Linked DNA regions of Homo sapiens: all the other regions are linked to region 1. Evidence: chromatin loops called from intact Hi-C (ENCODE). Cell type or tissue: endothelial cell of umbilical vein. All regions are shown on one strand. Links, peaks and the distances in the headings refer to the core of each region. The heading gives the core; the rest is flanking DNA.

Evidence for each region. Hi-C counts contacts between places; a loop is a spot of excess contacts. Peaks named below come from ENCODE experiments on the same cell type or tissue, not always from the same donor. Only the 100,000 strongest peaks of a DNase experiment are listed, where the experiment ranks them.
Region 2: it touches region 1 in a loop (5-fold over the local background); 4 of 110 quality-filtered maps call a loop at or near these places.
Region 3: it touches region 1 in a loop (39-fold over the local background); 4 of 110 quality-filtered maps call a loop at or near these places.

What each region holds. Positions count from the first base shown.
Region 1 is chr5:137,495,319-137,503,471 of GRCh38, reverse strand. It overlaps SPOCK1 (SPARC (osteonectin), cwcv and kazal like domains proteoglycan 1), which reads left to right and starts at 4,146. Exons shown (of 11, transcript NM_004598.4): 1 at 4,146-4,293; 2 at 4,914-5,099. The coding sequence starts at 4,914. RefSeq lists a silencer at 3,976-4,195. In endothelial cell of umbilical vein, for the core only: a CTCF peak has its summit at 4,066 (motif pointing right); a DNase peak (open chromatin) is centred at 4,111; H3K4me3 peaks cover 1,856 bases; H3K27ac peaks cover 1,377 bases.
Region 2 is chr5:137,356,495-137,364,647 of GRCh38, reverse strand. The region is part of intron 2 of SPOCK1 (SPARC (osteonectin), cwcv and kazal like domains proteoglycan 1); the gene reads left to right. Among named protein-coding and RNA genes, the nearest start is that of SPOCK1, 140 kb to the left of the region's middle. In endothelial cell of umbilical vein, for the core only: no CTCF peak of the experiment used is centred there; DNase peaks (open chromatin) are centred at 3,187 and 3,817; H3K27ac peaks cover 3,213 bases.
Region 3 is chr5:136,244,759-136,252,911 of GRCh38, reverse strand. TRPC7 (transient receptor potential cation channel subfamily C member 7) reads left to right here. Exons shown (of 12, transcript NM_020389.3): 6 at 1,030-1,263; 7 at 5,177-5,441. The region is part of intron 1 of TRPC7-AS2 (TRPC7 antisense RNA 2); the gene reads right to left. Among named protein-coding and RNA genes, the nearest start is that of TRPC7-AS2, 22 kb to the right of the region's middle. RefSeq lists a silencer at 1,325-1,525 and an enhancer at 1,208-1,708. In endothelial cell of umbilical vein, for the core only: a CTCF peak has its summit at 3,036 (motif pointing left); a DNase peak (open chromatin) is centred at 3,041; H3K27me3 peaks cover 532 bases.

The sequences.
Region 1 (8,153 bases), core at 1,753-6,752:
ATGGATGGAACTGGATATCATTATGTCAAGTGAAATAAGCCAGGTATGGAAAGACGAATGTCACATGTTCTTATTTATTTGTGGGATCTAAAAATCAAAATAATTGAACTTATGGACATAGAGAGTAGAAGGATGGTTACCAGAGGCCAGGAAGGGTAGTGGAGGGTTGCAGGGAGGGTGGGGATGGTTAATGGGTCCAAAAAAAACAGAAAGAATGAATAAGACATAGTATTTGATAGCACAACAGGGTGACTATAGTCAATAAGTTAATTGTACATTTAAAAATAACTAAAAGAATGTAATTGGATGGTTTGTAACACAAAGGATAAACACTTGAGGGGATGGATATCCAATTCTACGTGATGTGATCATTATGCATTGCATGCCTGTATCAAACATCTCATGTACCCCCTAAATACAAACACCCACTATGTACCCACAAAAATTTTAAAAAGAGAAGGCTCTCTTAAAAAAAGATTGCTCTCACCTGAGTGGATAATGGGTTGCAAGGGAAAGGAAAGAAGGAAACCAGCCAAGAAGCACCGTCGTTCTTCACGTGAGAAGTGATGGTCTTGTGGACTCAGGAGTATCTGTGGAAGTGGGGTGAAGTGGGTGGCTCCAGGGGGTGTTCGAAAGTGGGATGGACCCCCTTTGCTGATGGATGGGAGGTGAGGGGCGAGGAGATGGATGAACTGGAGATGACTTGTGGGGTTCTGACTTAAGCAGCCATGTGGATGCGGATACATTCACTCTAACAGGGATGAAAGGAGAACACAGAGGCATGGAGGACATCCAGACTTCTGTTTTGGCCTGGTCACAGATCTGACGTGCCCGTGGGGCATTGAGGAGATGTAAAGTATGAAGCTGGAGGTACAGTCAGAAGTCATTGGAATTTCTGGGCTGGAAATGTACCTGGAGGATCTCAGCATAGGACTGGACTTGGGCACCTGGGGAAAGGGTTTTGGGGGAGAGAAGAGGGATAGGTCTGAGCCCTAAGAAGCACTGGAATGTCAGCAGGAATGATGGGGGGAGCAGGAAAGCCAGGAGGGTTGGAGCCACGGGAGCCAAAAGAAACTGCTCAGAGGCCACACTGGGGAGGATCGAGGGTACCCACTGGATCTGGTGACTTGGAGGAGGCTGCTGATGGTGACAAGTCATTTCAGTTAGTGAGGATGAAAGGCAGATTGGAGTGGGTTGAAGAATGAGTTGGAGGTGAGGAGGCAAAAGTGACATTTAGGGACAACTCCTTGGAGAGATCTTGCTGTCACACTGGGCAGATAAATGGGGAAGTGCTGCTTACTTGGGTTTCTATGAACATAAGAAACAGTCTCTTCATCATTTCTAAACCTCTCTCCCACTCTGATGCACCCACCCACAGCATTCCATGATAAAATAAACCGTGGATGATGTGCAGTCCCCAACATAGTAGCTGTGACTCCATTCCTTTTTCTCCCTTTTGAGAAAGTTTCTAGGAATGCAAATCAGGCAGAGTAATGTTGGGAAAACCACAGATCTGCTGACTTCCACACATTCAACTATTATATGTAACCAAATTATTTGTAGCGCAACTTATTATTGATCACACCATACATTATTGTTGGCATGCTGGCTGAGATGTGTTGTTGTTCCAGACATGGTTGGGTGGCATTCATTCATTAAATCATTCATTCATTTATCAAATTTTTTTGAGCACTAACAATGTGTCAACTCTGGGCACTGGGAGAAGTGGTGAACAAGACAAAGATAGCCTCTGCCCTCAGGAGCTCTAGCCAGGTGGGGAGGCAGACATAGAGTAAGTGATATCAGTTGAGCTTACAGCCAGAGAAGCACTGTGTTCTCAAAGACAGCATCACTGCAGGTGCTGGCCTGGTCCACAGGTGTAGCAAGAGTCTCTGAAGAAGTGAGGATGAATAAGCAGAGAGCAGAATTAATGAGACTTGTGCTGGGACTGGGTATGGACAGCAGCCCAGGCAGAAGTGAATACCCAGGAGTGGAGGGAGCCCATTTCCACTGGGGTCAGGGCCAGCCCGTCCAGAAGGTCAGAGGAGGAGAGAGTGGGGTGAGAGGCGGGGTCCAGATGTGCGGGGCCTGGGGGCTCCAGCCAGGAGATTGGTCTTTATCAGGAAAGCATTGTGAAGAATTTTGTGTTGAGGGGAGAGGGGTGATGGGATGGTCAGACTTGTTCTGAAAGAGCGCTCAGGTGTCTGGGGAATGGGGTGTAGTTGTACAGAGAAAGGTGACAGGCCAGTATCACTTGTATACAGGCAGGGGAAGACATTAAGTCCCTTCCAGCCCTATTTCACCAAACATTGCTGGTATTTGGAAACGGGGTGGGGGATGGGGCAGGACCAGACTTCTGCTTCTCAGTGTTCTGTCCCTGTAGCCTGATCTGTTTTTCCTCTCTCCCCTCCCTCCCATCTAGGGGAACTCAACAGGTTAGTGCTGGGGCCGGTTCTCAAGGGGCAGGACAGTGGTAAGCATGGCATAGGGCATGGGAGTGCAGAGATGCAGGTGGGTGCATGACTTGGGATGGGCAGTGCAGATATTCACTTATCCAGGGAATGGCAGGACGGTGGTTATCAAACTTTGCCATGCATAAAAAACGCCTCGGGAGCTCATTAAAAGTGCAGACTTGGAAGCTTTCCTAAGGAATGCTGACTCAGCAAGTGGGGCGGTGGGGCAGGAATCATTTTTAGGAAGTTCGCTTCTCTCTCCACCCAGGTGATTTTGATCTAGATAACCCGACGGCCTTCCTTTTGAGAATGCCTCCATGCTGGCCTGCGTCTTGGCCTCATATCCTCAGTCCCCTCTTCTGTCTCGCACCAGCCTGGGCCTGAAAGCTGATTTTAGCCCTGCATTAAGATGTGAATGACCCAGGACATAGGCGTGGGCAAGGACTTCATGTCCAAAACACCAAAAGCAATGGCAACAAAAGCCAAAATTGACAAATGGGATCTAATTAAACTAAAGAGCTTCTGCACAGCAAAAGAAACTACCATCAGAGTGAACAGGCAACCTACAACATGGGAGAAAATTTTCGCAACCTACTCATCTGACAAAGGGCTAATATCCAGAATCTACAATGAACTCAAACAAATTTACAAGAAAAAAACAAACAACCCCATCAAAAAGTGGGCGAAGGACATGAACAGACACTTCTCAAAAGAAGACATTTATGCAGCCAAAAAATACATGAAAAAATGCTCATCATCACTGGCCATCAGAGCAATGCAAATCAAAACCACTATGAGATATCATCTCACACCAGTTAGAATGGCAATCATTAAAAAGTCAGGAAACAACAGGTGCTGGAGAGGATGTGGAGAAATAGGAACACTTTTACACTGTTGGTGGGACTGTAAACTAGTTCAACCATTGTGGAAGTCAGTGTGGCGATTCCTCAGGGATCTAGAACTAGAAATACCATTTGACCCAGCCATCCCATTACTGGGTATATACCCAAAGGACTATAAATCATGCTGCTATAAAGCCACATGCACACGTATGTGTATTGCGGCATTATTCACAATAGCAAAGACTTGGAACCAACCCAAATGTCCATCAATGATAGACTGGATTAAGAAAATGTGGCACATATACACCATGGAATACTATGCAGCCATAAAAAAGGATGAGTTCATGTCCTTTGTAGGGACGTGGATGAAATTGGAAACCATCATTCTCAGTAAACTATCGCAAGAACAAAAAACCAAACACCGCATATTCTCACTCATAGGTGGGAATTGAACAATGAGATCACATGGACACAGGAAGGGGAATATCACACTCTGGGGACTGTGGTGGGGTGGGGGGAGTGGGGAGGGATAGCATTGGGAGATATACCTAATGCTAGATGACGAGTTAGTGGGTGCAGCGCACCAGCATGGCACATGTATACATATGTAACTAACCTGCACAATGTGCACATGTACCCTAAAACTTAAAGTATAATTAAAAAAAAAAATAGAAGTAAATTAAAAAAAAAAAAAAAAAAAAAAAAGATGTGAATGACCACGTTCCGGGCTGGGGCGGCCGGGCTGTCGGGCAGGCAGCGCGCGGCCACCAGGGGGCGCCAGAGCCTTGGCTCGCGCGCTCGGCCTCCTCCGCCCGCGGACGCCGCGCCCGAGCCAGCGAGCGAGCAGAGCACATCGCTGCGGGCTCACAAAGCGGCCAGACGCTCGGCGGCGGCGTGTGGCAGGAGCGCAGGGGCGCGAGCCGGCGATCAGCCTTCCCGGCGACCGTGCCGCGGGAGCTCGAGCAACTCGGACTAGGGGACCCGGGCCGGCCCCCAAGGTACGTGCCCAGAGGAACCCCGCGCCCCAACTTGGAGTAGTTGGGACCTCCCCGCGGCCGCCTAGGGGGCTGGCAGGGTCAGGGCCTGGGGTTACCTCCGCGCGCCTTTCTTACCCCCGAGACCTCAGGGCGCTCAAGGGAGACCTTTCCCTTAGCTGTCGCCGGGGACCCCCAGCTGCTGGCAGCCCCCACCCCGCTTGCCGGAGCTCGGGTGCTGCTGGAGCCCTGTTCTCCCCTCTCCTGCCCCAAAGCCGTGTGCACCGCACCGTCTGTGGGAGTGCGGCGTGCGGACCCGGGCTCCCCGCTTCTGGGGAGGGGTACCAAGCCCCTGATAGGAGGGCGGCATCTGTGGGGCACTCGGAGAATAGACGAGACGGGTCCCCTGTAGTTGGACGGCAGCCTCGGATTCGTGACGCAGCCTCCTCGTTCGTAGATGAGTCCCCCATTCGTGAGAGGGGTCCCTGGGTCTAGAGGCGCGACAGGCGCCCCAGGTGCGCGAGCGCTGCCCGTGCCCGCCGCGGGGTCCCCGCCTCCGGGCTGGGGCGCTGGGACGCCTGGGTGCCCGGGGCTCGCGGCCGCCCGCCCTCTTCGCTCATCGCCCTGCGCGCCCTGCCCCGCAGATGCCGGCGATCGCGGTGTTGGCGGCGGCCGCCGCGGCGTGGTGCTTCCTCCAAGTCGAGAGCCGGCACCTGGACGCGCTCGCCGGAGGCGCGGGCCCCAACCACGGCAATTTCCTAGACAATGACCAGTGGCTGAGCACCGTCTCCCAGTACGACCGGGACAAGTACTGGAACCGCTTTCGAGACGTGAGTACCGGCGCCACCCGGCCCTGGGGGGCGCGGAGCCTCTCGGAGGGGACCCCTGAAGCGGGGTTGGGGTGTGTGTGTGTGTGTGTGTGTGTGTGTGTGTGTGGTTGGGAGGGGGACAGGTGGGCATCTCCCGCGGGGGCTGGTCGGTCCCAGCTTCCTGGGTGCGGTCTTGCCTGAAAGGAACTTTAAAGAGAACTTCGAAGGCTCCATGCGCTTGCCTGTTACCTGTGGCCCAGGTGTGTGTATTCGTAGGGCTGCGGGAGGTGACTGCACTAAAATACAGCACAGATCACCAGTAGCTGTGGAGAAAGAGGTTCTCTGAGCTTCCGACTTCTCCTAACCGTGATGGTAGACTTTCCCTAGCTCCGGAGAAAACCTCCCCGGGGCAGCGGTGGCGTGGACCATCTCTGGGGTGTGTCAGGAGAATCCCTACTGGAGAGGTTGGGTCTGGGAGTGGTCCAAGCTATTTATGGGGGAGCTATTTATGGGAGTCAGGTGTTGCATGTGTGTGTGTGTGTGTGTTGAGGGAGGCGGTCATGGCAATGGGCCTGATAAAATACAGGGGAGGTGGGGTGGTTTGACCCTCGGAATCTTGAAACAGGAACAACTAGCCCGTGCAGTTGGTCCCCTGCCCTGAAAGGGACCCTGGGTGGCAGAGCATTGCTCCTCCGTGGGAGCCCTGGGAGTGGAGAAAGTTACTCCCGGACACGCAGAAACACACTTGCGGCCTGTTTCTGCCTCAAGGCTGGCTGCCACTCCCCAGGTGTGCCCCAGGGATGTGGGGCAAGAGGCATCTGGTGCAGTCTTTCCAGCAGATGGCATCTCCTCTGTTCTGTGGGAGCGTCTGCCAGCTTCTTCAAGGACTGCCCCAGCTGGCCAGGGCCATGCCCTTCTAGGGGACTTGGGAGTACCATGTTTTATGGTACTTAACATTAGGAATTCCTGTTTCTGAGAAGCCTTAAATATTGTAAAAGTGCCCAAGGCATAACAGTAAAAAAGAGAAAAGCTTTAATGTTCAAAGGCACTGTTTCTTTTTGTTTGTTTCTGATCAGTTTTAGGTGTTAAACTAATATTTTTAGCAGCATGTATTTTTTAAATATGATAATTTGACCTATACCACAGACCCCCTTTGTTAATGTCCCCGGGCATGGTTTACAGACTCTTTGAGGTGGGATATGTATGGGGATCAGCTTCCTCCACTGGACTCCTCTAAGCTCTGCTCTCAGTATCTGCAGGCCTTGCAGGGAGAGGGAATTTGAGACATTGAATGAATCCCAGATGTTTCCATACACTTTTTAAAGAGCACCCTCTCCAGATCCCTGTCCAGAGGAGATGCACTCATAGCTTTGTGTGGGGGTTTATCACTCTCCTCTCTGTTCCTCCTCTTCTTTTTTCTAGTTGATGTTGGACTGCTTCTCTTGGAAAGGGGATTTCAAACACTTTCAATGAATAGCCACAGCTATTTGGGGCCTTTTATCGAAATTGTAATTTCATTAAAATTTTTAATTGATACATAATAACTACTAGGGTCTTTTGCAGTAGATATGCCCCTCACTTTCCTCCCCTACCCCAGTGAGATTCCTGCCATTCATTGCCCCATTCCTGACCTGCTCTGTTAACTGCTTAGATCTGAGAATCCTTCATTGATTACCTTTCCCTATGGCTGAAAAATGTGCCCAAACCATGAAGGATTCACCTGGGGCAGAGATAATTTTGCTTTTTGTTTTGTTTTGTTTTTACTTTTCTATGGCTATCTTTTAGATAGAGTTGAAGAGCAGGGCAGTTGCTTGACTTTGCTAGAGGTGGAAGAATTGAGCCAGGATTAGAAGTGAAGGGCCACCTCTGGAGATAGATGCCTTGGTGCTCCTGGCAGCTGGATTGAGTTGAAAACACTTGTGCTTTTTTGGATCTTTGGGTTATGGAAAGGTTTACTGTGCTTTCATGCCTGTTCAAGATTTTCTAGTCTCAGTGTATCATAAGCATGATATTCTGAATTCCTGCTTAGCTTTAAATTTTTTAAAATTGGGCTTCTGTTCATTTCCCATCTTTATTATGGATGGTGGTGACATTTTTAGATCTTTGGAACAGTGTGTTTCCAAACCTGACTGAGGATGAAGCTCACCTGAAGTGCTTGTTAAATTATAGCATCCATGGTCCTACCCTGGAGAATCTGACTTTACATTTCTGGGGTGAGTGCAGGGAATCCATATTTTAAGCAAACATACTAGGTTATTCTAATGTTTAGGAAATACTGCCTTTAGATAGTATAAAAATGTCCAAGACATAACAAAAAGAAAAGCTTTTATGTCCCAATACACTATTTTTTTTTGTTTTTGTTTTTGGAGCGGTTTTAGACATTAAACTAATATTTTTAGCAGCATATATTTAAAAAATGATAATTTAATCCAGCATGCCATTAAAACATCTAAAAATGTTCAAAAAAATCCCAAACTTCTTCATTCATCACCCATTTTATGTGCTGTATGGAGTCACCTGACACTAACAGTGGCTCAGACATAATTTAATGTCATTAACCTCTTTAAAGTGTTGTGGAACTCAGACCAGACACTCTTTTAGGGCAAGTCCCTGGAATAATCACAAAGCCTGAGCCTGGGAACAGAGGGTAAGAATTTGCTTTCTACAGAAACCTACTATTCAGTGGACAATCGATAAAGCCTCAGCTAATCTTGCAGTTGCTCAGCCAGCCTAATCATTTTCATTGAGCCAAGCCTTGCTTGAGGTTGACAAAGCCTCAGCTTCTTTGCTGTTTCTTTGTTTTGTTGAAGCTACTGATAACTTTGAAAGGCTGTGTCCCACAATTATTGTTATGATGCATGTCAATTTTTGGAACTCATTGTGAAAGAAAACTTCTTGCCTTCCTCCTGACTTGTCTCTTTGTTGGACTTGGGGGAGAGATTCAGATGTGATTTTTGAAACTTGGAAACTGAAAACTAAGGGCTGCTCTTAGAGAGTTGATTGTAGCCCTTGGGTGTTGTTACAGGGTCAACTTTGAAATGAATATGACAGTGGGGTGCGTGTTCCATATCCCTT
Region 2 (8,153 bases), core at 1,051-6,050, 140 kb after region 1:
GTCCCACTGTAGTTGTTTGTTAGGGAAATGGGCAAATTGCCCTTGTCTTAGGTGGGGAAGCTATAGGTGGAGGCAAAGCAGAACTATAGGTGCTCCTGTCACCTGGATTCAGGTATCACCAGGGCTGTGGGACCCTCATGCAAAAAGCTCTTTGTTCTGCAGCCTTGTGCTTATCTACCCCATCCAAAGGCTGTGTAAAAATGACTCCATTTTTCTTTGGCTTTGTGCAGATTCTTCTATCAGGTCACTTAGCTTTCCACTGGCAGATAAATCACTCGTAATTTGAGTGTTAAGCCCCATGGTGCCTGGCACATGACAGCTGCAAAAAACGTCACCCCGCTCCCCAACATCATTGCCTCTAGCTTTGAGGTTGATGAAGCAGCCACAGGTGGGCAGATGGTGCTTAGGTATTAGGGAAAACTGCTTGCAAATCTCGGTATTTAACCTCTGTCCTTCTCCAGTGAGGCAGCCTCAGTCAGAAAGGCCTGTGAAGGGGCAGGCTGGGTATTCACTCCCCCATGTGATGGAGGTTAATAAGATCAGAGTTTATTTAGAATCAGAAGCAGGAGATGAGCTTCTAGGGGGAAATGAGCAGCAGGGCTGGGCTGGGCTGGGGCAGGTGCAGGGCCCTGGGATCTCAGGCTGTTTATGTAGAGATGGGTAAACAGAAGATGCACCTGAACCTCACTGCTCACTTTTACTGCCATCCACCCTGCTTCCTGCAGAGAAGGGCCTACCAGGCCCATTCTGAGCATGGATTTGTGCATCTCAAGCCTGTCCCCAGTGACTGGCTTGCCCAGGCTGGTTCTGCAGGACACCTGCACCTTGCTTCCAGTGCTAGACTTCTTTAATTGGGAGGTTCTTTGCAAAGTAAGTCCTATTTTCCTTTCACTGAAGTTATTTCAAAAAGTCTCCATTTCTATTTATCCCCCTGTATTTATTTTGCACCTGGTATCTGCCTCGTGCTGAGGATATGATGATGGATAAGACAAATCTAGTCCCCGTCCTCCAACCCTACATTGTCTCCTGACAGCTCTAGGACAGTAAGGATTCTTAACTTTTGTATACAGGTGAGGTAGCTGAAGCTTTTAGAGCAGGTTGGTCATTTACCCAAGGTGATGCAGAGCTGTGATTCCAGTCCAGGTCTGTCTTCAGGTTCTATGCCCTTAACCATCAAGCTGAACTGTGACTCAGTACAGTAAATTTCTGGTAGAGCTTCTCAGGCTGCAGTTTGTTTCTTGGCCTCCGCACTCCGGACTTATGGATGTGTAAGCCAATATTTACAAGTTCTGAGTGGGGTCACTTCTTAGCAGTGTCTTGTGTAGAGCATAAAATCCTTTTGTAAAGAAATGAGGTGCATTTAATGCATGTCTGTGGTGTGAGTTTTTGGTATCCCTGGACCTATTTTATTCTGTTGGGGACATACTTGTATTGGGGAGGGAGAGCTAGGTAGGTACTTACAGGGCAGATGCCCATCTCAAATTATGAACTTTGGAAGGCAAGGTCTGGATCTTATTCATCCTTGATCTCCCATACTCAGCCTGATACTGGCACAAAGATGTGCTCCGTACGTGTTCATGTGGTGAAGGAGGATTGATTACTGTCATGAGGGCCTCTGAGGCTGAATAACCTCATGAAAAAGTGTGTCCCCTTTGGAGTCAAACTAACCTAGGGTTGAGTTGAGCCTTGCCACCTTTTGACAGTATAGCCTGGCAAGTGATTTAATCTTCCTGAGTCTCAGTTTCCCCACTTGAGGGTTGTGGGAATTAAATTAGTGCTAAGTCAGGAGCTTAGTACAATGCCTGCCCATGTTAAGCCACGGGTTGCAAACTGTGGCCCTCAGGCCAAATCTGCCCTGTCTGTCTGTTTTTATAGAGGTTTATTTGAAGGCAACCATGCTCATTCTTTCATGTATTATCTATAGCTGTCTTTGCACTACAATGGCAGAGTTGAGGAGAGGTCATATGGCTCACAAAGTGGAGAATATTTACTACCTGGCCCTTTACATTAAAAGTTTGCTGGCCGGGCGCGGTGGCTCATGCCTATAATCTCAGCGCTTTGGGAGGCTGAGGTGGGTGGATTGCAAGGTCAGGAGATCGAGACCATCCTGGCTAACATGGTGAAACCCTGTCTCTACTAAAAAAAAAGAAATTAGCCGGGCGTGGTGGCGGGCGCCTGTAGTTCCAGCTACTTGGGAGGCTGAGGCAGGAGAATGGTGTGAACCTGGGAGGAGGAGCTTGCCGTGAGTGGAGATCATGCCACTGCACTCCAGCCTGGGCAACAGAGCGAGACTCTGTCTCAAAAAAAAAAAAAAAAAGGTTGCTGACGTCTGTGTTAAGTCCTTAATAAATGGTAAACTGCAGTGGTTATTACAATTATTGTCATTATCTATAATTTCACCACCCCCCTTCTAACCCTTAAATAAGTCACTTTTAAAGCAGTGACCTTCTTCTGTACTTTTGAGTTTTGGGAGGAACTTCTCAATGCTTGATGAACATGTTTGTGCTTCTCTTGGTTTTGGTCTTGATGGCTCTGAAGATTTGGGTGGAATTCCTTCCCAGCCTTTTTCTTCTGGTCTCTTGATCCCTCGTAGTTTTGGATCTGTCCTCAAAAGGTGGCATTTCTTCCACCTCCATCTCTGAACAGCTCGCCTTACTGAGTGGCTGGGGCTGAGAGGAACACTTAAGGGGGAAGCTCGCTGTAAAATCATTGTGTTTGAGGGTCCCTCATGCTTCTGGGAAATTGGGAGAGGCAGGAGCTCCTAAACTCTGGGAACATGAACTCACCCAGAGTCTTGACTTCTTTCCCGAGTCTCTCTGCCCTGTTTTTATAGGTGAAAACCTCCTAAAATGTGAGGACAAGTTTTTTTCTCAGTAATTTGCTTTTTAAAAATGTAATCTTATTTCTGAATCATAAATGTAATATACGCAATTTGTGGAAACATGGGAAATGAAGACAACGGCAACAAGTCATCCAAATCTTACCACCCAGATGACCACTATTAGCATTTTTTAGCATATTTCCTTCCAGATTCCTAATCGTGTGTAAATGTTTACATAATTGAAATCACATTGTTTAAATAATTTTATTTCCTGCATTTTTACTTATGCCATAAAGCATTTCCTCTAGTGTCTGATATTCTTTAAAACCATAATTTTTATCTATGCACGTACACATGCTTCCACCCACCCATGCATCCACTCACTCAACAGATATTTCCTTAGTGCCTCTTATATCCCAGACCCTGTTAGGTGACTCTGATACAGTGGTGAGTAAATTAGACCTTATCTCTCCCATTACAGAGCTCACAGTCTAGTAGGGCATATAGAGAGATAATTAATCATTATAACATTGTCATAGCTCAGGCTGCTATAACAAAATACCATAGACTGGGTGGCTTAAACAAAAGACACTTATTTCTCACAGTTCTGGAGGCTAGAAGGTTCAAGGTCAAGGTGCTGGCAGATTCAGTTCTTGGTGAGGCCCACTTGCTGACTTGCAGATGGCTAACTTCTCTCTGTATCCTCACGTAGAGAAGAGAGGAGACTCTGGGGTCTCTTCCTCTTATAAGGACACAAATCCCTTAATGGGGCAGCACCCTCATGACCTCATCTAAACCTAATTACCTCCCGAACACTTCACCTCCAAATATCATCACACTGGGGGCTAGGGTTCTTTTTCAACATGTGAATTTAGGAGGGAACCCAAACATTCAATCCATAACAGACATCATATGATAATGCCCTAATGGGAAGTAGAGGATATGTAGAAACATGTACAGAAGGGACCCATCAATTCACTTGAAGTGTTGAGTGAAGGCTTCCCAGAGGAAGCCAGTCCCAGTCTCTGAGTCATCTCTTTGGAGGAAGTTTGAGAAACCCTGATCTACCAGCTTTCTTTGGGATGGTAGACAGTCTTCTGAGAAATGTGCACCTAAATGAGATGGAAGGAAAAGAAATTAGTAGTTACTGTGAGTGGTGGAACCCCAAATATCACTGTGCTGTATTATTATCAAGACTATCTTCCTAAAATAAAGCCCTTTAGAAATAAAGTGAGGCACTGCAGAGATCAAAGTGCGCAGACTCATTTGGAAATGCTGGACTTATTCCTGAAATAGGAGGCAATGTTCCAGAGAGAATCACCTCCATTGACTTAAGGGTGCATCCTAGGAAGGGTATATTTGGAAGTACTCTTGCCTTTTGAAGGTTCAGCAGCACTGTTGTGAGATCCCGGATCCTGTCTGCCTTCTGGCGACTTTAGGGATGCTCAAGGTCCATGTGGGTCCAGATGACTGTTGGATTAATGTGGACAAGACTGTGTGCCTTTGTAAGATGTGAGGTGACACAACATTTTAGCAAGGGCAAAACTCAAACCAACACTCTTCCCAAGTTCTGAGCACACAATGCCTGCCTTCTTCCTTTTGCCTTGTTACCTGTGTGTTTGTTTTTATGTGTTTCCCATGAGGAATGACACAGGGAGAGATGGCTGGTGTGGCAAACTGATTGCATGTTGGATCTTGCATGTTTATGTTTGACAGCTGACCTGGGCTTAGACTTGTGCATCTGCAACAAGAGACTAATGGCACCAATTGCTCTTGGTCTTAAATCCTCTCTGAGTGGTTGAAATAGAAGTTGGCCCTCTTAATTACTTGGGTGATCAGGAGATGGAATTGGTCAGGGACACCCTTGTGGGGATTTAGTAGTACATTTGTCACCACGAGGGTCTCTGAAGTTGCTTCAGGACAAATCTGTGGACCACAGCCATCTCCCAGCAGTGGATAGGTAACCCACATAGATGTGCAAGTGATGTAGAGAAAGCTCCACGCTATATTATGTCCATCCTAGAGGAAAAAAAATCCAGTTCAGGAAATGTATCTGCCTATGTATTTCTTCTTGACTTTTTATCTTTATCCAATTTGGGCAAGCATATACAAATGCTGACTGCATTTGCTCCTTAGTATGGACTGCAGTGCTTTATAAAAAAGTAAAAATGACTTTTCATTAGCAAAGGCCTGCAAGCAAGGCAGAAACTAACACAATTTGCATTTCTTTACCTTTGTAAAATGTGAGAGTTAGCACTATCCTGCAGGGTTGGCTGTTAGGATTAAATTAGAGAGCACATGTGCTAACCTACTGTCTGCCCTGTCGTAGATACTCAATAAATGGAAGCTATTATTTTTATTGATATAATAGCTAATTTTGATTCAGGATTCAACATGCTTTACATGTGTTAACTCTCTTAATTGATTTTGTATGCTCTGGATCAAACATATTTTGGTGTTTAATCAGAGAGGGAGGTGATAATGAGAATGCCTTGTATCTTGCTCACCTTCCCGTGGGCAATTGCTTTCCTAGTGACGAACAGCCAGAGAGGGGTCTTATAACCAAATGAGAGTATCATGCAAATTTCTAGTTCAATCCCTAGATTGCTTTCTAAGATACAGTCATATTACTGTGAAATGATCCAAAGTTTTATTCTTAAGAGGGTCTTGTGCCCCAGTTAGAGGGAGAATTCTTACTTCATATGGACATGATGCTCAAAAGATTGCTCCTAATATAGGTCTTATTTCACAGACTCCCCAGTGGGCTCGATTTATTTAGACTCCCTTTGAGGCTAACTGGCTGTGATAGACAATTTTTAGCCTTCATCCCAGAAATGATGCCTTAAGAAGCTGTGCTCTGTTCTATACTGCAGGCTTTGTGATGAGTTCATACTTTCAGTACCATCCAAAAGTGCCTATTAAATTGGAGTTCAGGGTACCTAGAGTCTTGACTTGATCATGTAAGTCTTGAAATTTTGTCCAGGAGGCATAGAAAAACCCTTCAAAGTTTTGAGTGTTTAATCTGTTTGGACAGAGTCTTAGGGGTTAGCCAAAGAATATCAAACTCTGATATAAACAGTTTTCAAAAACCAACAGAAAATGTCTCTTAGATGCACAGCCACCTGGAACATTCCAGGTTTGCAGGAAACTGCTGAAGACCTGTTGGATAGGTTCAATTTCTTGTCATGGTTGGTGGAAAGATACGGCTGTCTGGGGAGATATTACAGAGGGAGGAAGTTTATCTCCCCCTTCCCCTTCCTCTTCCCCTTCCCCTCCACCTTCCCCTCTTCCTTCCCCCACTCCTCCACCTCCTCCCTTCTGTCTCTCCTTTCCCTCCTTCCATCCTCCCCTCCCCTCCCCTCCCCTCCCCTTCCCTCCCTCCCTCCCTCCTTTCTTTCTTTCCTCCTTCCTTCCTTCCTTCCTTCCTTCCTTCCTTTCCGTCATGAAGGTAATAAGAGCCAAACGTGTTGTACAGATCAGGGGTAAGAGATGCCCTGGGTCAAGGCTGTGTCCTCTTCTGGGAGTTGGGCAGTGGTGTTGGATGAACATCACCTGTTGGGGATGCTTGGCAGGTATGAAGGATGGTGGAGTGATTTTTTGGCCTTGGGAAAGTGACTGATTTGTTCAGTCATTGCTCAGTGATGTGTCTCATGGACACATAGCAGCCACAAAACACCTTTACTCTACTCCTCCTCCCTAAGCAGGCTAGTTGCATCACTTGGTGCTTTCTGACTTCTGCATAGAAAAACCTTCAGGATTTGCAGTGACTGGTACAGTCCTCAGGAAGGAAATGGGACTCCAGAAGTCCTTGTCAGAAGGCAAATTTCTGGTCTTTTTTTTTCTCATTTGTGTCTCAGGGTGAAGTGAGCCTGGCAATGATTTCTTGATTCCTAGGAAGATCCATAAGGTTTAAATGGAATGGTACCTTAGGGTAATGATATTTTATTCTGATGAAAGGTGGATTATTAACAGAAGGTAAGAAGAGGGAATTATAAGGGTTCCAATTATTCTGCTGTGACAGAATGAGAGAAGTTCCATTTCCTTCCAACTTCACAAAGATTGTATGAGAATCATTTGTCACAAATGGAAACACACTGATCTCTTTAAAGGAAATATGTAGTCTATATTCAGCTTGTCCCAGCAGTACAAGCTGGGTTGCATCATGATCCTTAAAGCATTTGTGTACACTCACCTGCTTGCCGTTCCCCATATGTGCATGTGGGTGTAACATGTCTGCCTGGCAACTCCTACTCGTTCTTATAGACCCAGTCAGGCATCTCTTTCTCTGCGTAGCCTTCCCTGACCCTCTCCTTCCACAAGCAGAGCTGATCATGAGCTCCTTTATATTCCCACTGACCTTGAACATGTATTTATTCCACTTCTCATTCCCACATCCCCCAATGCCTCACCCTGTGCCTAGAACAAAGTGTGCATCAGGGCTAATTTGTTTTGTAGTGGTTTGTTTGCATGAGCACCTACCCTTCTGGTCTGTGAACTCCCTAACAACAGAGAACATGTTCTACTCACCCCTTTGTCCTTAGTGCCTGAATCATAATTATAGATGTTCAATTATGATTAGCTGAATGGATGGAGTTAGCACGGTGGCCTAAGAAGAGGATGGACTAGTGTAAGATAGCAAACTCCATGAGTGGTCCTCTTGTTGGATTCTGTTGTAAGCTCTGATACCCTGTTCAGGGGAGTTTCTATAGGGAAGATGGAGCCATGGGAGAGCAGAAACCAGTTCTTTGTATAGACATGAGAGAAAGGGAAGGGAGTCTTTGCTAATGGCCAGGTCAGCAGTAGGCCAACTTCCCTTTGTGTTCCTGGGAGACAGGAGAAGCTCCTGTAAAGAAGGTGCCCTATAGCTATATTAAGCTGGAGCTTGGCTCTAGGATCTGGGGCTGGGAGAGGAAACATAGTAAGTAGCTGGCCCCCTGGTTGGTCTGCATACTCTCTCTCTCTCTCTCTCTCTCTCTCTCTCTCTCTCTATATATATATATATATATATATATATATATATATATATATTATTTTTTTTGAGACAGTCTTGCTCTATTGCCCAGAATGGAGTGCAGTGGCATGATCTCAGCTCACTGCAACCTCTGCTCCATGGGTTCAAGTGATTCTCGTGCCTCAGCCTCCTAAGTAGCTGGGATTACAGGCATGTGCCACCATGCTTGGCTATTTTTTGTATTTTAGTAGAGACAGGGGTTTTGCCATGTTGGCCAGGCTGGTCTCAAACTCTTGGCCCCCAAGTGATACATCCACCTGGGACTCCCAAAGTGCTGGGATTACAAGCCTGAACCACCGCACCCTGCCTCTAAAATGGAGG
Region 3 (8,153 bases), core at 1,051-6,050, 1.2 Mb after region 1:
GGCTTAGAGCAGCGGTCCCCAACCCCTGGGCCGCCAACTGGTACCAGTCTGTGGCCTGTTAGGAATCGAGCTGAACAGCAGGAGGTAAGCGGTGGGCAAGCCAGCATTACTTCCTGAGCTCCAGCTCCTGTCAGATCAGCAGCGGCATTAGATTCTCATAGGAGCCTAAACCCTATTGTAAATTATGCATGTGAGGGATCTAGGTTGCCATCCTATGAGAATCTCATGGCTGATGATCTGAGGTGGAACAGTTTCATCTGGAAACTATCCCACCCTCCACCCCCACTCCAACCCCACCCTGTGTTAAATTGTCTTCCATGAAACTGGTCCCTGGTGCCAAAAGGGCTGCTGGCTTAGAGGAAGGCTGGGGAAACTAGTAACATTTTGTTTATATACTTCTATATTGTTTAGTATGTAACAATGAGGACATATATCTTTAAAATCCAATAAGTTATGAAAGAGTAAGAAAAAATCTAATAACCCTAAATTAATGCTCATGACACAGAAATACAGAAGCATTCTAATCTGGGATTTAAAAACAAAACAAAACAAAACAAAAAACTGGGTTCTATGTCCAAAAAAAACCATAGTTCTAGGTTCTTGGGGCATTTCTGTAGAATTTGGGGCATGGAGTGGGGGGACCTTCAGAAAGCCCTTTACAATTCCTGGACCTCAGTTTCCCTATATTTAATTTAGGACTAATTGATTCTTTAAGTTCTTAAAGTTCTTAAAGTGTATAAATGTCAGCAACTGTATTTCTCCTATATTCCCTCCAAGAATCTATCAACGAATGAAAACTCTCTCCTCACTTGCAGAGACAGTGTGTTCGTAAGCACAAGGCCAAGTCTCTGAGTCTCCTGGGTCTAAATCTGCCTTTGAAAACACGTTTCTGTCTGCCTCTGGCTATCGACGGTCCCAGCTCCAAAGAGCTGATATTTACATTTGTACTCTGGTTCCCTCCATGACCTCATGCGGTCACAAATGCCAAGAGAAACGAAAAGTGAGCCTGGCCTTCTCCTTCTCCCACAGGAATGATTTGGTCCGAATGCAAGGAAATCTGGGAGGAGGGGCCACGGGAGTACGTGCTGCACTTGTGGAACCTGCTAGATTTCGGGATGCTGTCCATCTTCGTGGCCTCCTTCACAGCACGCTTCATGGCCTTCCTGAAGGCCACGGAGGCACAGCTGTACGTGGACCAGCACGTGCAGGACGACACGCTGCACAATGTCTCGCTTCCGCCGGAAGTGGCATACTTCACCTACGGTGAGTCGGAGAGTGCTTCCCCTACTCCATTTTGGCGCTTCCGGGACGTGGGCCTGGTGCTTCACTGTGGCTGGTGAACTTGTAACGCTATTTGTAATCAAGTGGCCCATGATTTGTAACACAGCCGACTTTGGCAGTTCCACTGTCAGTGCAGAGCATCCTTTCCACCTCAAAAAAACCCTTGGTCCTGGAAGTGTAGCCAGCAGAATAGAACGTGGAATTAGTGACTTTGAGAAATGAATCTTTTTGTGTTAAGGGTGAATTTGTTTCTGAAAGGCCCTTGGGAACATTTCTGTAGTTTGTTTGTTTTTAAGAAACGTCTTGTTTCTGATGTGCATCCAGGAGCGCTAAAGGGATATGTATATGCGGAAGAATTTTCCTTCTATATTGGATCCCTGTGTTTTGTGCAAAAATAAATCCTGCTTTCCTAGTTATTGCTTGGTGGCAAGATACATTCTTAGAAGATACCTTAATTACCTTAATTCTTGCAAAATGCAAAGGCTTACAGTTTGATGTAGTAGATTGAGACTTTAGGAATACTAATAATAGTTATAACATATGTTTATTGAGAACCTACTATGTGCCAGGAATTGTGTAGACATTTTATACACACAATTCTAATTCTTGCAAATAGCCCGGCAAAAAAGGGTCCTTCTTTTGTCCCTATTTTAAACATGAAGAATCAGGTTTTTATAGCAGGGCTTATAATGTTTCCAGAAAATACAGGATTGCCTTGTATAGCAGGGAATCCTGGCCTGACATGATTTGAAAATCATGCTGAATAGCATAGTGGTTATGTCCCCAAGCTTTGGAGTAGAAGAGACCTGGATTCAAATCCTAGTTCGGTAGTTTACTGTGAGATCTTGTTTACTTAACTTTTCTGAGCTCTTTTTTCTCATATGTAAAACAGAGATAATAATACCTACATCAAAAAGTTTGTTTTGAGGGCTGAATAAAATAGTGTATGTGAAGCGCTTTGCACTCTGCTGTGAAAATAGTAAATGCTCACTTAATGGTAGCAGCTATTATCTGCTTACTTATTTTAAAATAAGTTATGTCTTACTACTACCTTTTGGGTCATTTTCTTGTTCAAACACTGTAATTTCTGTACTGAAACAGAAAGATGTTGAAAGTTGAAGGAACAGTAGATACTTGTTAACAGTAAAAAGCAGCTGGACACTTAGTAGGCAATTGCTAATGGTAGCTACAACATCTTGAAGGGATTGAGTGTTGAATGTCCCTGTTACATGAAGCCAGATGGCTCCGGGACCACAGAATCTTTATGGTAAGATACAACAATGATTCTGTGGTCAGGTACAACAATGATCTGCAGAGGGTTGTTCGCTTAACGCAAAAGTTGAGTAACTGCCCGTTTTCAGTGTAGATTATGTTACATGTAAATGTGGTAGGGAAATCTCCATTGAGAAATGGAGAGTCTTGTAGTATTACAAGTCATCCACCCACCCACCCTCTGCCATTTTGGGGTTTGGCAAATTCAGACTTTCTTAAAGCAAAATAGCTTGGATATTATCCTCTGTCTTGTTAGGGTTCATCAAGGAAGGAAGAGAGAATATTGATGCTGCATTATGTACTTTTCTTAATGCCAGGATTCAGGCTGCAGTATTGTCCACTTCTGACTTCTGTTGCTTTATGGGTTGTATTAAGGTCTCACCCAACCCAAAGCATAGTACGTTATTGCTCTTGTATTTGCGGTTCACGCTGTGCCCTTGGAAATCCTTTGGATTTCTGGCTTAACTTGTGCTCCAGTTACAGGGCAGGAGAGCCCTCTTGTGGCCAGCTGGACGGTGGCTCCTTCCAACCTCTACAGCACCAAATGCGCAGATAACAATTTTTCAGGTTGTGATAGGGCAATTTTTCTCTTGGAAATAGCTCTAAGGAGAAAACCCCTTTGTCCAAATCATCACAGTGCTGTTCATTCTACACTCATCACAACTCTTTACAAGTCAGTTGAAATATAATATTTTTCAATATAAGTCCTGACCTAGTCACCAGGATCTGACAACAGCTAAATCTATCTGAGTAGATTATAAGAGTGTCTTGTTATTGTGACTGAGGTTTAAGATGGTGAGCTAGAGGCCGCAGAAAAAAAGAATTCCTTTTTGCCTTCTGTTTAACGGGAGAAGTTATGTCTTATTTTATCTTATCCAAATATTTATCCATAGAAGATGACAGATATATTGGAAAACATGTAATTTATTCTGCTTACTAGTCTTTCATGGTTTTTTGAGGTATGACCTTGATGAGAACATAGAATCTGTAATGTTATTATATTTCCAAATGCAATTTAGAATCACTCCATGAAACTTTGTGGCCTGGCTTCCTTTACTAAAGGTTTCTTACTGCTCTCTATTATTATAATTATTTAACAGAGTCTAGTTTTGAAAATAAAGAATAAAAGCCTTCCTCTTCAATCTCCCTTGGAATGCCACGAATTGCTATGTAATATCCTTGCTATCTGCATTTACCGGTCTCTGAAAAGGACCCCATACCCTAAATCCAATCTTAAAAATGGCAATAATGATATCTACTCTACAGGGCTGTTGTGAAAATTACAGCTAATGTAAGTGTAAGTGCTAATTTAGGTTTCTCAATGCTTCTCAATTAATATTTCACTCAGCATTTCTCAATAGGGACACTATTAGCTTTTCCAGCAGGGCAGTTTTCATTGTACAGATCTGTCTGGAGCATTGCAGGACATTAGCATCCCAGTAGTACTCCTATTCAGTCACTTTGACAACCAGAGACACCGCCACACATCCTCCATGAGAGAAGTGCTGCCCTCACTTGAGAATCACTGACATGTAATAGACAGCTGATTCGTGATAGGTGCTGCTCCTTGTACCATTAGAACTGCAATAGGAACACTTTGCAGGTTTGCTCTGCAGCAGAAATACCCATAGGAGAGCTCAGGCCCTTGTGGTCACAGTGACCACAAGCAGAGCCTTCCCAGCTCAGGATCAGTCCTAGGACCCTTGCCTACCTGGAACAGGGCTGTCGTGGCAAACCTGCCTGACTGGTCACCACTTTGGGGCCTTAGCTTAATCAAGGAGCAATATCCCAGCACACAGTACCTGAGGAACAAAACCCAAGAGTATTTTTTCAGGCAAGATCCTTTAGATTCCTGGTCCCCATGTGAGCTTATTTGTTCTGACCTGTGTCTGGTCTAAACTTGTGGTTAAAAGTCTATTCAGTCATTTGACAAACACTTATCTGTACCTGCTGTGTGCCAGACCCTGTGCTGAGCACTTTACATGTATGATTTCATTTCATCCTCTCCACAGTCCTGTGAAATGGATATTATCCATAATTTAGAGAGGAGGAAAATAAAGCTCAAAAGGTTAGTTAGTTGTCTCTCAGAGTCATGTGGCCAGTAGGTGGATGGGCCACATTCAGCCTCAGGGATGTCTGACTCCCAAGTCCATGCTCTTGCCCATCTTATTCCTCGCGCTGCCTCCCCAGTGAGTGGGACAGCTCCTGAGCATGGAGCTAAACACTGGTGAGGGAGACAGAATAGCAAGTGGCCTGGTGAGTGCCAAGACATGGAGGGTGTACAGGATACAATGAGAGCACAGACGGAAACTGGGAACCTGCCCAGCCCGTGGTGGGGGTAAGGGGGATCACAGAAGGCTTCCTGAAAGAGGTGATGCCTGAGCAGAGTCTTAGAGGAGGATTAGGAATGAATCATACTTCGAAGTGAGAGAAGAGTGTTCCAGGCAGATGGTCCAGCACATTCCAAGAGGGAGGGTGGCAACTTCTGGATATTGGGATTAATTTAAGGACAAGGACAAGAATGGCAAATGATGCAGTTGGAGACCTCTAAAGATGCCTAACTGGTTTCTCTTCTAGAATAGATCCTGTGGCCTCGTGAGTAACCCAGATTGTTTTCTTTTAGCCAGGGACAAGTGGTGGCCTTCAGACCCTCAGATCATATCGGAAGGGCTCTACGCGATAGCCGTCGTGCTGAGCTTCTCTCGCATTGCATACATTCTGCCAGCCAACGAGAGTTTTGGGCCCCTGCAGATCTCGCTAGGGAGAACTGTGAAAGATATCTTCAAGTTCATGGTCATTTTCATCATGGTATTTGTGGCCTTCATGATTGGGATGTTCAACCTGTACTCTTACTACCGAGGTGCCAAATACAACCCAGCGTTTACAACGTGAGTATCTGAGAGCTTTCCCCTGAGGTTCTCCCTGGGCTTCCTGGGAATCCTTGGGAGTCTCCTGAAGGTGGCTTCTTGCAGAGACTGCTGTTTCCTTGCTATCTCTCAAGGTTAAAGGCAACTTTATTCAAGGGTGGTTTAGAGTTCAGGTTCTGGAGTTGAACAGATGAGTTGAGTTAAATCCTCACTTTGCCACTTACATTTCGTGTGACCAGAGCATGTTCCCATTTAGAAAAAAAAAAATCACATGTAGGAATGCTACGTTTTCTAGGATTTGACATTCTCAGCAATCAGGAATTATTTCATAAATGGAAATTTCATAAATGGAAAGACCACTACTAAAAACAGAATGCCATTAATATAATGTTGTCTTTTGTTTCCAAAGTTGATAGACTAGAGTGATGTGAAAATAATAATAAAAGCGAGATATTTTGTGGTGGTAAACTTTGGGGGTAAAGTTAGGACTGCAATCCATGAGTTATCTCAGGGTAAACAATGCAGCAGCAAGCATGCTGGCGAGTATTCTTGGGGCCAAGGGGAAATGGGTTAACATCTCTGATACTTCATTTTCTTGTTTTTAAAATGGTGATAATAATAGTACCTTCTTCATAGAGATTGTGCAAGGATTCAGTGAGATGATGTAACTCACGTAGTAAACTCAATATGTGGTAAAAAAAATTATTCTTACTGTTATTATTGTCTTAGCCTGTGTTGCCTAGAAAACAGAACTCTGGGTAAAAGTTGCATGCTAACACTTTATTAGAGTGAGGGAGTTGCAATCTAAGGGAAATAAAACTGAAGGAAAAAGGAAAGTGAAGAATGGGAAGAGGGGAAGCAAGTACAAAGTGCTGCTGCATGAGAGGTGTGTGAAGTGAAGATGGGGAAAGCAAATCCAGGCAGCTCCCTGGCCACTGCCCACCAGAATACACAGCATGGGCATGATGGACCTCTCCAGGGGGACTATCTGGAAAGACCACATCTCAGAATAGCCCATCAGGCTGAGAATAGAGAATTTATCATCCAGATCAGTCCCATCTGCTGTCTCTCATTAGTCACTCCATAGGACGTTAACTCACCTACACTTCCAGGGAAGCCCTGGGGAAGCCATATCCACACAGCATGGGAGGCAGGTCTGCGAGTGGTTGCAGGTCACTGCTCTCCATGCCTGGCTGGGCAAGCCAGGTCTTGTGTGTGGACACCCAGCAAGTCCTGCAGCATCATGTGCCTCTGCAGCAGGAAGGAAAGCCCATGTGAGAGAGGCAGGAGGCATGCAGCCTGAGCATGAGGCAAGACACTGAAATTGGGGTCCAGAAGTAGCTGCTAGGGGTGCTCCAGAAAGCAGGCAGAGTAACACAATGGCATGCACATCCCCCACCGTGGAAGTGGTGATGGAGCTCTCTAAGCCTGTGTCCACAAAGATCCAAAGCTCCTCCCCTGGGGATGGGCACGGGGCAGGATGCCAGATAGTCTCCTGGAGGGCCAGCCATCGGTAGCACCGAGAAGGGTCTAGTGGAAGAGTGTGGAAGACCTGAATATACTTCCTGACACAGGCATATACTGGCCGGTGAACTTAAGTCATTTGATTTATCTGAGCCTCTGTGTCCTCGTCTATAAAATGAAAATAAGGTTTCCCACCTTATTCACAAATACCTTTATGGATAAATGAGGATGTTTACATAAAGTGCCTGAAACACAGAAGTGTTTCCAGTCCATGTCCTGCCCCAGACCCACTCAGTTCCAGAACTTCTCCTTGCCTTCACCAAGCTCTTGGCCAAAGTCTTGAAAGGAGGATAGTCAGGTTTTCAGCCTTGTGGAATCCCAGCACAGCAGCCAGGATCAATGGGGCTAAGCACTTCCTGACACTTGTCCCCAGGAAGCCCTGAGTGGCCTAGAATGTCAGTTTTCCAGCTAGTAGAAATGGCTCTGATCCCTGCCCCTCAGACTCCCTGAGCAATTTCCAGGTTGCAGCAGGGCCTCATCTTACTCTTCTGGAGAAATCACCCATTAAGGTAAGATACTTGTCTCTGAGAACCAAGTACAATGAATTCTGTGCCACTTAGCTCAGAATTATGGACTGCGCTGCCCCACCCAGCTGAAACTACCTAAAAGAGTGGGACTCTGGTGCTGCTGAACCACAGAAGCTGTTACTCCCTGAAGCAAAGTAGTTTGTGTGTCAAGAGAATAGGTGCCAGGCCCAGTGCTGAGAAATGCACCTGAGAGGTGCTTGGCTCTGCTCCTCGGCCCACAGGCTATGTTGGAGCCTTGGTACCCCATGGACCGACAGACTAGGTTTCAGTCTGAGCTCGGCCTCTTACTGACTTTGTGGCCTTGGGCAAGTGCTTAAATCCCTTGGGCCTCAATTTCCCCAGCTCCAAAATGAGAATACTAAGAGAGCCAACTTCACAGGATTGTTGTAAGGATCCAATAAGAAGAAATACGACCAAATGCAATGCTTGGCATAAAGTGAGCCTTCAATAAATAGTAATGATGATAATGGAGATGGTGAATAATTTATCCTCAGGGGAGAATAAATTGCAAGAAAAGACACCTGAGTACTGAATTGGTCTATAGCGCCCTTTCTGGGCAGTGGTCTAGCTTACACACTGTCCACCAGCACAGGCCAAGCACATTGTTGAATCAGCTGGACTACTTTATATCACTCCAATACTTAGTGATTAACTGCTGAAGGAATAGAATAAGTTTCAATCA